Regions from separate parts of the Homo sapiens genome. Here region 2 is linked to region 1. Evidence: read pairs that join two places in POLR2A ChIA-PET (ENCODE). Cell type or tissue: GM12878. All regions are shown on one strand. Links, peaks and the distances in the headings refer to the core of each region. The heading gives the core; the rest is flanking DNA.

Region 1 (2,927 bases), core at 120-2,619:
CATGGAGAGTAAATAAAAGTTATTTTTAAATGGATTGTTAAATATTGTGTCAGAACAGTTGCTACTTAATTTCTCACTATAATGAAAAAAATATTGTGTACTTTGGTTCTAAGCAGTATAACATAGAAATCTAAACATTCTTGAAAGATGCCTGATTCAGTAGGAAGAGAGCAGATAGATTGTCTGCATTGAACAATAATACAACTGTGATTTAGAGATTTAAAAAATTCTCTGCAAATGTTAACATTAGTCAATATGAAGGCATTCACAGAAAGATAATGAGGAGATTACATTCCTTCTTTTTTAGAAAGTAAGCTTCTTGTAAAAATGAATTTTATTTCTACTGAAAAGGGTTGTGTGTGTGTGTGTGTGTAAATGGTAACACTTTGCCAACTACTGGGTGCAATTCATGTGTATAGCATCTTTAAAATTATTACCCCATTAGAGAGTTAAAATTATATCAATTATTTGGTTTCATTTAGCCTTTAGTGTTTGATTACTAGACAATAGAGCTTCATGGATAATAAAAATGAAATTTCCAATAAAAAATTAAAAAAACCTCTAGCTGTGCCAAAGTTCTGAGGGTTTCAAGTTATACAACAAAGCCACTGGCTTTCAAACAGTGCCACAACTCCAGCACCTTGTGCCAGATATTACATTTACTCAGGGTCATTTGGACAAAAGTAATGAAAAATATTAAAGCAATGTTTACATAGCAGATATGCAATAGCAATCATGTTATGTACATTGGTGATAAGAGTAAGAATTGGATTGTTTGGGAGAAAAGTGACATTTTCTCTTAAGTAGTGGAAAATTACCAGTATGCAGTATGTTGGCATTTTCTACTTAACTTTATTCCTTTATTTTTTTTTCATGCAGCTCCACTGTAAACCATTATGATAGTTATCATAATACATATGCACACATACAAATACATATAATCAGAAATGTTTTCTAGAAGTGATCTGAAAGCCAAAGAAATATGGTGATAAACTATAAATTATACCTTATTCAGTCTATTTCTATGATGAGATAAAAGGGCAAAGTGTGTGAGCAGTAATTATGCACAGAAAATGCTTATTAGGTGCCCTCAAATGGCAGACCACTATCCAGTCTTACTCTTCCTGGTCTTACTCTAACAAATTGTATAGGATTCTAATTGCAAGTGAGTATTGCTCAGTTCATCTTAACAATATATCATAAGCCTGAGCTCCACCAATAGGTTCAAGCTGAGAGATGTCTTGTGGCCCCACATGTGGTTTCCTTTGAAAACCACTGAGCTATAGCTGCCCCTGAAACACCTCTATGTTTGCTTCATCTTAGTGATAGCTTTTCTTTATTAGTTTATTCAGCAACCATGTAGTTGGGTCCTTGATTTCCCATCCAACACATCTTTTTGTCCCCTTCTTTAGCTCCTGACACCTTATTTCTTATTCCCAAACTGAGTATCATTTCCCCATATAAAGGGCTCTACGTAATTATTAGTCCCCAGTCCAACCCACAAAAGCCTAAGTAATCCATGGTATACCTAAAAGTTGTATTTCAACTACTCTCAAGTATACTCGGAGTTTTCTTTCCCTTGGGAAAATACTGAATTCTCACTAGAGGAGCAAGCAAAGGACGTCTTCCCAAGATTCTAACAGAAACCTTTACCTACTCCTTGAACAGAGAGAAATGGAACTAACCTTACTGCCTTCATTGTTGCCACAGTCATTTTACACAGATTATGTCACCAAATTTTACACAGATTATCTCATTTTCTCGAAGATATTACACAGATTTTACAAATGGGGAAACTGAGTGCCAGAGAGCACAAAGCAAAAAATGGAGTAAGTGATCAAGTCGGGATTTACACCGGTAGCAGTCTAACTTCAGAGTTTGTGCTCCATCCTGCCTTTCAAAAGAAAATCCCGCGGTCCAAGTCTATTACTGCTTGGGTGTTCTAAGTGAGGAACAAAGAAAAATTAGTCCCTTAGAGAAAGAATCCTATTCCCCAAAATCCACATGTTGAAGCCCTAACCTCTTGTACGTCAGTACACAGTATGTTGGAGTTTTATACTTTATGTTACATAAAAAAGACTTCAGAATATGACTGCATTTGGTGATATGGTCTTCAAAGGGGTAATTAAGTTAAAATGAGGCCATCAGGAGAGGGACCTTAGAAAAAAAACCACCTTGATCTTGGACTTCCAGGCTCCACAATTGTAAGAAATAAATTTCTGTTATTTAAGTCACCCAATCTGTGGTATTTTGCCATGACAGCCCTAGCAAACTAACCACAGTTCTCATGGTAAACACCACTGGATCTCCTACCCATTCACGTGGGATGAGTTATCTTGAGGCCATTGTTGGGCTCAAGGCTCATTAATGCAATTCCTTTTCTCCCCTAGGCTTGAGGTATGATTTCTATAGAGCTTTTTATATTAACCAAATCAGGATAACTTATATTAAATCTTCAAGTATTTTCTTTAGGCACAGGAGACCATATCAATGCGCAGGACTAGAAATAGGGATACAAAATAAACAGGAGAGAGATGTCTACAGCATGCCTGATGTCTTTGGCACACTCTTGGTCTGTGAGCCAAGCATCACAGGGCTTAGCTTAGCACACCCCAAGGCTTAGTGCTAAGCTAAGACTTCGGGTGCTACAATAAGGACAGGCATTGGAGCTGAGTTCCTAAGCATGTGAAAAAATTGAACATACTTTATTAGTCTAATACTTTATAGTACAGCATAGTAGTTAAGAATGCAAACAGGAGATACACTGCCTGGCCTTAAATCTGGGATCCTTCACTTAGTAAGTGGGACATTCAGCAAGTTATTTAAACTTTCTGCACCTCAATTTTTTACGTCTTAAATAGAAGGGTTGTTATGAGGATTAACTCAGTTAATGCATTTAAAGAGTTCCAATACCTCTAGCACATAGT
Region 2 (2,927 bases), core at 258-2,757, 160 kb before region 1:
CCATGAGAGCTCTCCGATCCTTCCTCTTACATAATGTTAAGAATACTAGCAGTCAGCATCAGACCCTCCTGGTAGGAGGTTAGATAATTCTTCAACGGGAAGTCTAACCAGACTAAGAGAAAACATGTGAAAAACACTAGCAGTTAGGAGTTCACAGCAAACAGCAGGGCCAGATCACCTAACAGAGAGGCATACCAGTTGACAACCCTAGAGCTTCTAATCAGATATTTAATGACTCATTCTTAAGTGTTTATGGGTGGCCAAGGATCTTAGTACATTTCAGGAAAGCCTCTAACATGAAGGACACAGACCAAACAGAAATAACAAATTTGGATAAAATAGAGTAATGAAAGCTGAAGGCTTTACACATGTGTATATGTTGTGTGTTTAGCTTCTGGCCATCTAGAGATAAGAAATTTTACTTCAATGAAAAAGAACACCATGATATTAAAAAATCAAGACCCAGATCAGTAAACCTTTTGGAAATCAGAAATATCATGGCAGAAATGAAAAAAAAAAAACTAGAAAATTTTGAATGCTTGAGATATCTAAGAAATTAGAATAAAAAGTCTAAATGTAGAAAATTCAACATGAAGAAAAAAATAGAGCATCAATCCAAAAGGTTCATTCTCTGAATAATAGGAAAACACAAAGAACAGAGGAAATTATGTTAAGGAAATTACCAAGCACATGATTCAACAAATGTTCCAACTGGAACAAGTTCAGAATGAAAAGCCCATGAAATGCCCAACACGGTGGGGAAAAAAATCTTTTTAGGCCTACAACAAAGCATATCACTTTAAAATTTAGAGCACAGGGACAAAACTTGCAAAATGAAAATATCAGAATGGGCTCAAACTTGTAAGCAGCAACACTAGATGCAAAATTTTTTTTAAAAAAGTAATTAAAACTATGACTTCAAAATTAGGAGTAAATATTACTGCCATTCTATACGTTTATAGCAGCCAAACTGGGAATCGAATGTGAGAGTAAAGACATTTTCATATGTACAAATTAACACAAAATTGATCTCCCAAACACTCTTTCTCAGGAAAATAACAGAAGGCTTGCCACCAAAATGAGTGTATAAACCAAGAAAATGAAAGACATGGAATTTTTTGGATGCCAGTTTAGAGAGATTACGAAACAACAATAGCTCTGCAAAGGACCAAGCAATAAGTCCAGAGGAGACCAGGAAGAAAAACTTTCCTAGAAGGATTTCGTCAAGAAGATGGAACTAATAAGAATGTAAATAAGTTTAAAATATCGAGAAAACATGTATACTTTAGCAGACAGTTTGGGGATTAGTTATTGCTAGGTATATAGAAAACAGAGCAACCAAAACACATACACACACAATTTTTTAACTCAAAAATAAAACTAAAGAAAATATCTAAGAAAGGAAATATAAACATAACTTATGTGAGTTATCTGTGAACAAAATATTTATATTCTCATTATATAATAACATAAAAAGAAATTATAAATCAAACAAAAAAATAAACATATTTGGAAAATGAGAGGACAAAGTGAAGGAAATTGGCCAGGCATGGTGGCTCATGCCTGTAATCTTAGCACTCTGGGAGGACGAAGCAGGCAGATCATTTTAGGTCAGGTGTTCCAGACCAGCCTGGGCAACATGGTGAATCCCCATGTCCACCAAAAAATACAAAATAAAATTTAGCTGAACATGGTGGTGTATGCCTGTAGTTCCAGCTACCTGGGAGGCTGAGGCAAGAGAATCACTCGAAGCTGGGAGGCAGAGGTTGCAGTGAGCCAAAATTGTGCCACTGCACCCTGGGCGACAAGAGCAAAACTCCGTCAAAAAAAAAAAAAAAAGTGAAGAAAATTAGAGATATAAAAGATTTATATATTCATTTTTCATTGTAGCAAGTCAAGACATAATGTCTTAAACTAGAAAACTACAACTACATCACTAAAATATACAGGGAAAATATCAAAACAATGGATGAAAGCTTTTAAATTTTTGAGGAGAGGTGGATAAAGGAGAGGAAAATAGACATTATTTTTATAAAAAGTCTTGTAGAAATATTGGAATATAAATTTCTATAAAAAAATTACACATTTACTTAATTCTATATTTCTTTATTTTAAAAGCAACTTTAAGCAATAATTGTATTAAACTTATAAAGGTTTTTTTGAGAAATGATATGCTATATTGAAACAAGCTTGGAGAAAATTCTGTGCTTCGAGAAAGAAACTCCATCTTAATATTAACTAGGTTCGTGGCTGTTGAGTGTTGAGGTTGATGAAATAATTGGCAATGGTAGTAACTGAAACCAGAATCAATGCTGATGATTTTTTCAGAGGGATATTTTCTGGTGCCAAAAAAAATTTTGGAAAAAAATTGCAAGATTCAAGTACTAAGAAAATTTTAAGGTTTGCAGGAAATAGATAAATTACCATTAATGATGTTATGTGTGGTGAACAGCTCTGCACGTATCTTCTCAAGTAATGTTCTCAGAAATTGCTAAGGTAAAGATGTTCAGATTTTAAGTAAGAGAGTTTGCATCCACTCATATCATGTCTCCTTAATACTACAGGAAGCTGTCTTCTTTTTTTTCCCCCTCAAAGTTAACTTTTACTTTGATCCAACAGTTACATCCTCCTTCTGTATAATTTATCCCTCCTGCTTTTGGCTCCGAATTTATAGGCTATAAACACGCTCAAAATGGCTCTCCCATTTTAAAGATTAATGAATTAATCTAGAAAATCAGACCCTATCTCATCTCCATCGATTCCTACTGCATACATTAGACTAGCTCTCCCCTTCGCAATTAAGCCTTCAAAAGAATGGCTGAAATTGCTATCTCCATTTTCTCACATTTACTTCTTCAAATGACATAATAAGTTTCGATCCTTCCCATGGCCCTGTAAATGCTCCAGTAAATGTCACTATTTTCTAA

Evidence for each region. ChIA-PET counts read pairs that join two places held together with the same protein. Peaks named below come from ENCODE experiments on the same cell type or tissue, not always from the same donor. Only the 100,000 strongest peaks of a DNase experiment are listed, where the experiment ranks them.
Region 2: POLR2A ChIA-PET joins it to region 1 with 5 read pairs; 4 of 35 experiments call an interaction of 5 or more read pairs at or near these places.

The regions. Positions count from the first base shown.
Region 1 is chr13:80,384,527-80,387,453 of GRCh38, reverse strand. No RefSeq gene overlaps it. Among named protein-coding and RNA genes, the nearest start is that of SPRY2, 45 kb to the right of the region's middle. In GM12878, for the core only: no CTCF peak of the experiment used is centred there; a DNase peak (open chromatin) is centred at 1,303.
Region 2 is chr13:80,545,328-80,548,254 of GRCh38, reverse strand. No RefSeq gene overlaps it. Among named protein-coding and RNA genes, the nearest start is that of SPRY2, 210 kb to the right of the region's middle. RefSeq lists a silencer at 27-321. In GM12878, for the core only: no CTCF peak of the experiment used is centred there; no DNase peak of the experiment used is centred there.